Regions from separate parts of the Homo sapiens genome. Here region 2 is linked to region 1. The links are chromatin loops, found by intact Hi-C in ENCODE. Cell type or tissue: HepG2. All regions are shown on one strand. Links, peaks and the distances in the headings refer to the core of each region. The heading gives the core; the rest is flanking DNA. Region 1 holds the start of SLC38A8 (solute carrier family 38 member 8). Region 2 overlaps MLYCD (malonyl-CoA decarboxylase).

What was found. Peaks named below come from ENCODE experiments on the same cell type or tissue, not always from the same donor. Only the 100,000 strongest peaks of a DNase experiment are listed, where the experiment ranks them.
Region 2: it touches region 1 in a loop (10-fold over the local background); 5 of 110 quality-filtered maps call a loop at or near these places.

Annotation. Positions count from the first base shown.
Region 1 is chr16:84,041,825-84,047,186 of GRCh38, reverse strand. SLC38A8 (solute carrier family 38 member 8) reads left to right here and starts at 4,392. Exons shown (of 11, transcript NM_001080442.3): 1 at 4,392-4,636; 2 at 5,028-5,218. The coding sequence starts at 5,030. RefSeq lists enhancers at 1,061-1,833, 2,821-3,524, 3,525-4,229, 4,230-4,933, 4,934-5,362. In HepG2, for the core only: a CTCF peak has its summit at 2,852 (motif pointing right); DNase peaks (open chromatin) are centred at 2,876 and 3,516; H3K4me3 peaks cover 840 bases; H3K27me3 peaks cover 2,120 bases.
Region 2 is chr16:83,924,265-83,929,626 of GRCh38, reverse strand. It overlaps MLYCD (malonyl-CoA decarboxylase), which reads right to left. Exons shown (of 5, transcript NM_012213.3): 5 at 2,596-5,362. It overlaps LOC105371372 (a long non-coding RNA gene), which reads left to right. Exons shown (of 2, transcript XR_007065147.1): 2 at 1-5,362. Among named protein-coding and RNA genes, the nearest start is that of OSGIN1, 26 kb to the left of the region's middle. In HepG2, for the core only: a CTCF peak has its summit at 2,781 (motif pointing left); DNase peaks (open chromatin) are centred at 956 and 2,746; H3K4me3 peaks cover 644 bases.

The DNA.
Region 1 (5,362 bases), core at 363-5,362:
TCCGATGAGGACATCTTTGAGGCCATCATTTCACCGACCACAAGCAGTTTCTCTATCCCTATGACATCCGTCTCCCATCCGAGGACTTTTGGTCCCTGGTAATTTCTGCAGGTGGGGCCCCTCCCACCATCTGAGAAGCTGGAGGCCGGCTCTGCTCCGACACACTGGGCTTGCTGCGCTGCTTACTAAGCAGCCTTCGTGGGCCAGGCCTAGGGCTGAGAGCTTCGGAGAAAGGAGGGGCTTCAGTCTCGGGGACAGCAGGGTCAGCGGGAGGCCCTAAGAACTGGGTGCTCTACTCTCACAGCACGGTAGACCCTCCTGGGGGAGCTTCGTAGAAATTCTGACTGCCCATAATCCCAGCACTTTGGGAGGCCGAGGCGGGCAGATCACCTGAGGTCTGGAGTTGGAGACCAGCCTGGCCAACATGGTGAAACCACATCTCTACTAAAAATACAGAAATTAGCTGGGCGTGGTGGTGCACGTCTGTAATCCCAGCTACTTGGGAGGCTGAGGCAGGAGAATGGCTTGAAGCCGGGAGGCAGAGGCTGCGGTGAGCCGAGATCGTGCCACTGCACTCCAGCCTGGGCAACAGAGTGAGACTCTTGTCTCGGAAAAAAAAAAAAAAAAAAAAAAAAAAAAAAAAATTCTGACGCCTAGTGCCGTCCCAGGCCAGTTGAATGTGCAGTTTTGCGGGTGGGCCTGGCATCGGTAGTGTAGGAAGGCCCGAGGCGGTTCTCGTGTAGCTAAGGTTCAGGATACTGTTCTAGAAGCTCCGATTTGGACCCAAGTGAAAACGGAAATTTGGATAATGGAATATGGCACACACTTCTGTTCCAACCTCAGCAGCTGCCACGTGCCACTCCTGTGCTGTGCACACCATCCACGGGCCCCTCCTGACAGCCCCAGAGAGCAGGCGCCTGTGTCCTCCCATTTCACAGGTGACTCGAGTGAGGCTCAGGCCTGAGACCCCAGAGCCAGGGTGACGATACTGTGTGCTGCAGCCGGCTAGCTCCTGAGGCCTGCCGTCATTTGTTCTCTGGAGTTTTCTGGGGTGGTGGTTGTTGTTGTTTGAGATGGAGTTTCGCTCTTGTCACCCAGGCTAGAGTTCAATGGCACGATCTCGGCTCACTGCAACCTCCACCTCCCGGGTTCAGGTGATTCTCCTGCTTCAGCCTCCTGAGTAGCTGGGATCACAGATGCCTGCCACCACGCCCAGCTAATATTTGTAGTTTTAGTAGAGACAGGAGTTTTGCCATGTTGGCCAGGCTGACCTCCAACTCCTGATCTCAGGTGATCCACCTGCCTCTGTGTGAGCCACCGGGCCTCTCCAGAATTTTCTAACGGACATGAGCAGAAAGGTCTGGGAAACGATCAGAGGCCACTTTGTTGTGAAAGTTCCTAGGCCTGTCACCTGACACGGACTCTGGGGTCCTCAAGAGCTCCCTTGGTGAGGTGGGTCCCCGCAGCACAGCGGGGGAGAGGCCACCCCAGGCTGGGCGCTCTTGTGCAGGGTGCCGTGTGCAGCGTGGGCCACGGCCGACAGCATCCACACGGGCACCTCCGTGTGGCCTCCTCGTGCTCCTGCTGCACTGGAGCCAGTGTCAGGTCTGGGTGGGCTGGGCCGACTAAGCAGAGGGTGGCCGCCCACCCGCCTGCCCGCCCGCCCACCGGCTGCAGATGCAGCCCAGTAGGGCGCCCCTCCACAGCTCGGGAAAGGTCACGCAGCCCTGTGATGCCGGCAGAGAGTGGATATCAAAGCCCCTCCGAATTAAGAGGTTTTCCCCATTGCCTGGAATTTCACAGCCCAATGGCCAATTTCTAAGTCATGCACGTTAATGGGCCGCTAATGAGGGACCCACCGGCAGGGACAGGGAAGTGTCCCCCCAGCCCCCGAGCGGAGATTAAGGACTGCAAAGCCCCCAGCCGCTGCTGAAGGGCCCTTTATCTCCTTTCTCAGGAGGCTGGATTTGGGGGGAAGCGGGAATGACTTGGCCTCTTTGGCAGGCCTCGGAGAGCTGTGTGAATACTGCGTGTGGTCCCCGCCCTCTCCCAGCCTGGGTACTGCACGGGCCCTGCCTGCGGTGTCACCCGCAGCCCCCTCCTTCCCTGCTGTGTCCAGTGCCATCTCCACATGGTTTAGTGACCCTCCAGCGAGTGGGACACAAGAGTTTAAGCCTTTTCCCAGCTCAGCGCTGACCTAGGTCTCTATCCTAGGGAACCCCAGTCCCCGGGGCCCTTCCCGGGAGCACTGGCTCATGCACCTGCCACTGGGAGTCTCCACTTCCCAGAACATCCTCCCAGCCCTTCACCAATGGTGCACAGATATCCCCTCAGCCCCCACACTTTCTCCAGGAAGCCCCTCCAGATTCACCTCCATTCTTGGGTCTCGTAGTCCGGTCCTCCCATTGGGCTTGGGTGGCTTGTCTCTTCTTGAGCTCCCCACGGGACCGTCCCCTTCTCTGGAGGAGCCTTCTCTTTCACCTTTGAGCTCCAGTGCCTGCATACAGTAGGCACTCAGTGTTTGTTGAATGACTGATGAGAACTCAAACAGATCTCAGATGTGAGGGGTGTAGTGGGCTGAATGGTGGCCCCCAGTAGAGAGATTTATGCCACGCCCTGGAACCTGTGACTGTTAACGTTATTTGGAAAAAGGGTCTTTGCAGATATAAGTAACGATCTTGAGATGGGATCATCTTGGATTATCTGGGTGGGCCTTTCTGAAAAGAGAAGACACAGAGGAGAAAGCTTGGGAAGATGATGCTGGCAGAGACGGCAGCAATGCAGTCACAAGCCAGGGAGTGCCTAGGCCCCCAGGAGCTGGAAGAGGCAGGAAGGATCCGCCCTCCATGGCCTCCAGAGGGAGCATGTCCCCATTGATACCTTGACCAACTTCTGACCTTCAAGACCATGACAGAATAACTTTCTATTGTTCTAAGCCCCTGAGTCTGTGTTGGCAGCCTCAGGAGCGTAATACAGGGGAACAATCAAACGACGTTTCCTTTCCTCTCTTTTCTGGCATTTGTGTATTCATTCATTCATTCATTCATTCTCTCACACACTCATTCAGGCACTGTCAGAGTCCTTGTGGGGCAGGAGGCCGTGTGACATTACAGCCTCTGAAAGGAGCCTGACTCAGGGTGAATCCCAGCCTTGTTGCTTGCCAGCTGTGATGCTCTGAGCCACGTGCTCCACCTGCCTGAGCCGAGTTCCTGCTTGGTGCGGGGTGGGAGTTGGGGGGAACAGTGGGGACACCCGCTCAGGAATCCGCGTGAACTCATCCAGGCTAGGTTCTCAGCAGCACATTTATGCAGCAGTGGCGTGAATGTCATCCGGGTCATTGTCCAGCCTTGAGCTCCGGGACTGCAATCCCGGCTCCCTTTCACTTGCCCCTGCTGAGAAGCCAGCCACTGACTCTGCTGGTTGGGCATTTATGGAGCAGCCATTGTGTGAGCCACAGAGTTTGGAACCTGCCTGCTCATCAGGAGGTAACAGGAGTCGGGGGTTGAGACCATTAGAAACCACATCAAAAAGAAGCCTTTGGGGCTGATCTGGTGTCGGACAGATAAGGACTGATTAGATGCAGCGGGGGGAGGGGTTCTGGGCATTGAGGATATTTAACTGAAAGCAGTGCTTCTCAGCGAGGGGCCGAACCAGCGGCATTGGAGTCACCTGGGAACCCGTTAGAAAGGCAGGTGCCCAGACCCCGCCCCGGAGACACTCAGTCAGAAACAGGGGCTGGGGCCTGGTGTTCTGTGTTTGAACAAGCCTTCCAGTGGATTCTGATGCAAACTGGAGTTCGAGAATGCGGGTGAGAGGGAGCCTGGGTTCCAGGAATAAACAGTCAAATTCCGGATCTGAGCTGCATGTGCCAGCATTTTCCGGAATGGGGCCGTCTCCGATATTCTGTCCCCTTAGCTGACCCCGTATCAGTTTGGAGAGATGTGTCATCACTCAAGCGTGGCCTAGGGACCAGCAGCCGCCGCCTCCCCCAAGCGTTCAACAAGCCCCGTCTCAGGTGACTCGTGTGCATGGGATTAGCTCTGAGACGCACCTGCTGGAGTTGGGTGGAGGAGGTAAAGGAAACCACCTAGGAGGCAGCACCTGCGGACGGTGGAGCCTGTTCTGCAGAGGAGGAGGCTGGGCTCAGGGCACTTTTCACGCCCCCTCCGTTGGGCTGGGGACCTTGGAGAGGTATGTGAGGATGGAGGCGCTGCAGAAGCTGCCATGAGATCATGGTGCCTGCTCCCCTGCCCCGTGTGGCTCCCAGCTGAGCTCCCTGTCACCCTCCAGGGCAGCTGAGAAAGCTCCACCCCCGGGGCCGGGCCTGCAGGGGGCTGGGGAGAGGCGGGAGTCTTAAGCCTTCCTTGCTCAGGTCAGAAGTCTCAAAAGCTGCAAATTCTTGGGACCCATGGCCCTGACCACTTGTTGCTGTCCTCTTAGGTGTGGAGGGGCCTGACCCTGACACATACTCGCTAGGGCTCCTTTAGTTAATGACTCACTCACCCCTGGCCAAGCTCGAATCTTGCTTCTCCCACCCCTCTGGCCCCAAGAAATGCAACTGAGCCACCTGGAGTAAGCCCGAGTCCCATCCCCAACAGCCAAAGACTGTCCGGCACCTTAAAAGTTGGATTTGGTGGTAAGGACCAGGAACTGGGGGTCTGTTTGTACAGAAGTTTGGCTGGAAGCAAAGGGAGTGGATGGGAATGGGGGGAGAGAGGATTGATGGGGATGAGGAAGGTTGGGGGTTTGGGAGAAGAGAGGGAGGGGGAAGGGGTGAGGTTGCCTTGGGGTCTAGTGGGAGGGCAGGAGTGAGAATAATGTGGGTAGGGAATGGGAGACGAAGGGGGACTAGAAGTCGTGGGCAGATGCATGCAGCACCCTTTGGAAAGGGGGAGCTGACGCCAAGGAAGCGGGCAGGAGCGGCTCAGGGAGCTCTCACTGAGTTGGGGAGACAAATAAGGATATCGAGAACTTAGGGAGGAAAGCGTGAAGACTGTGCTTTCTCTCCACCCCTCTGCCGCCTCTAGCCATGGAGGGACAGACCCCAGGAAGCAGGGGCCTTCCAGAAAAGCCTCACCCTGCCACGGCTGCTGCCACTCTGTCCTCGATGGGCGCTGTCTTCATCCTCATGAAGTCCGCGCTGGGAGCTGGCCTGCTCAACTTCCCCTGGGCCTTCTCCAAAGCGGGCGGAGTGGTCCCTGCCTTCCTGGTGGAGCTGGTAAGTCCCCGGGAAGTGAGTCCTGGGGACGGGTACGAGGTGGCTTTGGCTTTTCTGGGTGGGGTTCCTCGCATTGCTTCTGCGGAGTTGCGTGTCCTGTAAGCTATAGCTTCGGGGTTTTATTTTCTATCCCGCTCAGCTAAT
Region 2 (5,362 bases), core at 1-5,000, 120 kb after region 1:
GGACTACAGGTGCTCACTGCCACATCTAGCTAATATTATTTTTATTTTTCGTAGAGATGGGGGTCTCGTTATGTTGCCCAGGCTGGTCTCCAGCTCCTGGGCTCAAGTGATCCTCCTGCTTTGGCCTCCCAAAGTGCTGGGATTAAGGCATGAGCCACCACGCCCAGCCAAAATGGACACATTTACTTATTGTAAATTTAGTAATGGCCACACAGCTCATAAGTGACGATGCCAGGCTCAGGACCCATCTCTGGGTCCTAATAAAATATTTTCTAGCCTCTGTCCTGTCTAACAATACAGTTGGAAAAAAACTGGGTACAGCTATGTTTTTATGTGCCTAAGGGTCAGCAAGATGTCAGAGATGACTGTGCATCGTATGGATGGGCTGGCACCGTCTGGATGAGTAACTGAATGCAGTCGAGTGAGATTCATAAATTACACCTGCACCATGGCAAGCTGGACTTTGTCAGGCAAGAGGCTCTTGGACTCCTGCTATCAGAGAGGAAGGACCAGACAATTCAATGACTGCACCTCTTGTCTCACCTCAGCTCTTCCACCTCTCAGACCCTGCCTCTACTCCAGTGCAATGTCTGTCTCTGTTGGTGATGCACAACCTACCTGCCTTTACAGCATTTAGATGAAGTGGCCTTTTGTTTCCAAGTTGTCAAGCGGGAGACGCAGACAGTGTTTCTTCGAGGCTTGGGGGGTGGTTGTGCGAGAGTGGACGCTAAGTCCGGGCCAACACTGAGTGCTGTATCCCAGGGACATAGGAGTCCTGCGTGTGGGTCTGCGACACGTAAGGGCCTCTCAAGCGTGGGGTCTGTGGCAGGTGCCCTCCTGCCTGGGTCTAAGGCCAGTGCCGATTATTGTTGTGAAAGCCCCACATTCCTTTCAGAAGAGGTTTGGCAATCGACTGCTTTACCATAGGTGCTGCCTTCATGATCCTGAGGTCGTGGGTAAAAATCTCCACTTTCAACCACAAGGCTGCTTTGAGGATTGCAACACTTGGGCAGCAGAGGTTTATGTCCACTGCTGGTTTCTAAGCCAGCCTGTGTCTGTGCTTGCACAGGAATGGGCAGGAGCTCTGATTCATACAGATAAAAAGCTGCAAATTATAAGAGTTTCAGACTGTTCTCTCTGTGGCTGCTGCAACTCACAGATTTTGGGAGAAGCCTGGGTATGCTGAGGGCTTACGAAGTCGAGATGACCTCACACCACAAGGTGACATGTTGGTGGTTCCAACGTGCTAATCTCTGATGCATCACACTTGTGAATTGGCCACTTCCAGTGCAGTTACAAATGAGATTTTAAGTGAAAGCTTAATAAGTATTTTGGAGCTCTGGAAGGCCTGCAGGATTTGGCTGGTCCCCAATGCCACTGTGCCAAGCAGAGGCCAGGTTCTGCTGGGGTGCCCCAACTCCTGGTCACATAGGGAAGTTCCTCCTCCCAGGACGCCAAGGTCTGGCTTCTACCTGCATGTAGCTTCTCCTTCTGGTCCCAGTGCTTATCACTGGGGTTTCCAGAACACATCTCTAAGAGTCGGGCGTGGTGGCTCACACCTGTAATCCCAGCATTTTGGGAGGCCAAGGCGGGTGGATCACTTGAGGTCAGGAGTTCGAGACCAGCCTGGCCAACATGATGAAACCCTGGCTCTATTACAAACACACAAAAAATTAGCCAGGCATGGTGGTGTGTGCTTGTAGTCCCAGCTACTCAGGAGGCGGAGGCAGGAGAATTGCTTGAACCTGGGAGGCAGAGGTTGAAGTGAGCCAAGATGGCCCCATTGCACTCCAGCCTGGGCGACAGCGCAGGACTTAGATAAACCCAGGGCAAAGTGCACTTTGCATGTCTAGAGGCAAAATTCTTCAAAGGATTGCCCAGGGTGTGAGATGTGTGATAATCTGGTGGCTCCTGGACGAAGCAATAATCTCATTTAATCCTTTTCCAATTCTTGCTCCTTTATGAGTCTTTTGAGGACTTTCTGAGTCCTCAAAGAGAAAGTCTGTTTGGTAATATACGTTTAAAAAACCTTAACATTTATTAATCCTCCCCCGCCAACCCCGATTTTTTTGAAGAGAGAAAGCAAATGTATCTAACTGAAGTTTAATGCTGTTTTGTTTTTATATTACTTTTTACTTTTAGCTTCTACTTAATAAAAAAATCCAGCTTGTATTGATGGGAGGGATATAAAAAAATTGCGACAGTGCTCAGCAAATGACTGGTGTTTGGGACCCGTGGCCTCTAGATTTAGCGGAGTTTCGATCTGTGATCTGGGCTCCATGCCTGAGACAGAAAGTCATGCCCTCAGTCAGCCCGACTTGAGACCGATGTGAAGCGACTGGAGGGGGCCCTCTGGGACATTTGCAAATGACCACGCCCCTGCTGTACTGCAAACGACGACTGGGCAAGGAGGAGCTGACCACAGGAGGCTCGGACTGGGAGCCAGAAGATTCCCCCGGGGAAGCTTCAGAAAGCAGGAAGAGCAGCTGGTTTGGGCAGTCCCAAATGCCTGCTCTAGCTCTGAGTATCGTTACCTAATCCCTGTGAGAGAGTGGGGAGCGGCTGTGCAAGTTCCGAGTGCAGGTATGCTACCTGTTAGGATTTTATTTTTTTATTTTTATTTTTTTTTGAGACGTAGTCTCGCTCTGTCGCCAGGCTGGAGTGAGTGGCGCCATCTCGGCCAACTGCAACCTCCGCCTCCCGGATTCAAGCGATTCACCTGTTAGGAATTTTAACATTCAGCGCCCAAGCGCAGAGCAGAGGAGGCTGGAGGGGCGCAACACCGCCATCTCGCGGCGACGGGGTGCACAGCGCTTGCGAGGACCCAGACTGGGATCCATCTGTCCCAGAGACTCATTTTCAGCATCAAAGTGCGTCCCTGCGCTGTCCGTAAAGAGCCTGCCATGCGGCAGGTACCGCGCAGGACTCCAGACCTGCCTTATCTTTTGAGATCCCCACAGCCCCTGAAGGAAGGGACCACTAATATCAACATTCACAGGACGAAATCGGAGGTGTCCTTGTGTTCACAGCTGGGCAGCCCACCCAGCTCAAGGGGGGACTTGGGGAACGCTGTCTAGCCTGCGAGAGGTGGAAGTGGGCTCCTGAGAAGGGCGGCCGCGTGTGGCTTCACCGTCCCCTTTTGGGTTTAAAGGGAACTTCCCCGGATGGATTAGGTGTCACGGCAGCAGTGTGAGAATGGAAGCGCCCAAGCCCGTCCCCTCGGCCAGCCCCTTCAGCTCTCTGGGCCTCAGTGTCGTCACCCGTCAAACGGGGACAGGGACCCTCCTTCCCAGTGCAGGGTGGGGTCCGAGTGAGCTAGGGCAAGCCAGCGTTCAGTGCAGGGCAACTGGGGTCTGAGTCCTTGGGGAGCTGGGCTTGGAGAAAGTGAGATCTCGTGGGCTCTGGGAGGGAGGGCCTGTGCTCTGTTCCCACACAGCACCCCCAGCGGCAGGGCTCCTTGGGGAGGCCAGACCAGGGCCAGGCGTGGCCAGAAAGACCCTGCCTTTAAGGGGCTGTGGAACCCTGGGCAAGGAGTGTACCCAAGTAACCAGCGTGGCCCCAGGCCAGGGGTCCCCTCTGCAAGTGTCACATTGGAGGGGGCCCTGATGATCTTGCAGACCCTGCAGCCACCTCGGGCCAGAAGCGAAGCAGGGTCCCTGCCCTCAGAGAGCGTCTAGTCTAGTGGAGATACACACATGAAACTGCCTTGTTTAGAAGCTACCAGGAAGGAGAGGCCCCAGTGAGAAGACGGCAAATAAAGGGGGACTGTGACCTAGTCAAGCCACCAGGGAAATCTTCCTGAGGAGAGGACGATGGATGAACTTTGGAGGCAGAGTGGGCATTGCCTGGGAGGCAGGGAGGGGAGAGCGTTTCAAGAAGAGGGAGGAGCATGTGCCACGCAGGAAGGAGGGAGGACAGGGAGTCCCAGACTGAGGGAGGACAGTGCCAGGAGGGCCTGGAAAAGCAGAGGGGAGGGTCAGGCCACAGCAGGCTTGAGAGGCCACGGAGGGGGCTGTGTGTGACAGGGAGGGTGACGGGGATGGTGGGAGGTAGGAAAGGAGAGGAGAGATGGAACCTGATTTGCATTTCACAATGACAACTCTGCCTGCTGGGGTGGAGAAGGATCTGGAAGAGTCTGGCGTAGGCAGGTGGGCAGAGCACCTGCGAGGTTAGTTAATGCACATAATCAGGAAGGAGACTTTGTAACCTGGGCCAGGGAAATGAAGAGAACAAGGCCAGTGGTCTGTCCAGGGGCCCGGGGACGGGTGGGAGGTGGGGGTGAGGGGAGCCCCAGGGATGGCACCCAGGCTTCTGTGTTACACAGTTGGAGGTGGCCTCGCCAGGAAGGAACAGCTGGAGGAGGCCAGGTTTTGGAGGGAGGGCATCTGCATTCAGCCTTGGCCGTGCTGAGCCTGAGCTGCTGCTGAGCTATGCAGGGGAAACACACAGGTATGGGGTGTCTGTGTCACCAGTGAGGGGACTGTGCAAGTGACTGTCCTAACTGAACACTTCAGAGTGAAAAGAAGCTCTGTTAACAATGATGCCACACCAGGGCCCCAGACAGGGCCTGTCCCCGGCAAACAGGGGCACTAGTGCCCTTGCTATCGGTAGTTAGGAGACAGCAGAGACACGGATGGGGGTGAGATCCTTAGAGAAGGAGGGGACTCCCGGAAGCCGAGAGGAATGGCTGACTAAGAGTGGCGGAGCACAGGTGGGGATGGCCAAGAGGGTGTGCATCTGTGCCAGTGCCGGGAGCATTTGGGAAGTGCAGTGTGGCCCACGGTGGCCCCTGGCCATTGCTGAGGGGGAACCTGGCTGGATGTACCCCCTAGGAGGTCACCGGGGGCCTCGGTGAGAGCTGGCAAGGAGAGGTGGCATCGTGAGCCACACTGGGGTGGAGACTGCAAATGGCCAGTTCTCTCTGGAGCAGCGCCGCTTAAATAAACATGGCTCTGGCATCTTTGAAGGCAGCTCTCTGGTCTTCTCTCCTGCGAAAGTGCTCAAGGAGGCAGTAACTCACGTTCAGGGGGTGCTGTCTGAGCAGCAGGAGTGAGGGCTGCCTTTCTTCAGTGAACCAAAAATATTTGCCAAGCCTCTCCTATGTGCCAGGCGATGGAGACAGATTTACGGCAACAGACGTGAGAGAACAAGCCGGGGGTTCAAGCCTCTGTCACAGACGCACGGGAGCTTCAGAAGCAAGCGCTCCTGCTGGGTGGGATACGGCCCACTCCATCTCCCCCGCTCTAGGAACTGCCTGGGCCACTCATCTCCCCTCGTCAACATGAAGAGGTGACGCCAGCTGTTCTACTCAACTGCTCCGGAGAGACACCTGCTCTGGGTGCACTCACCACAGGGCCAGATC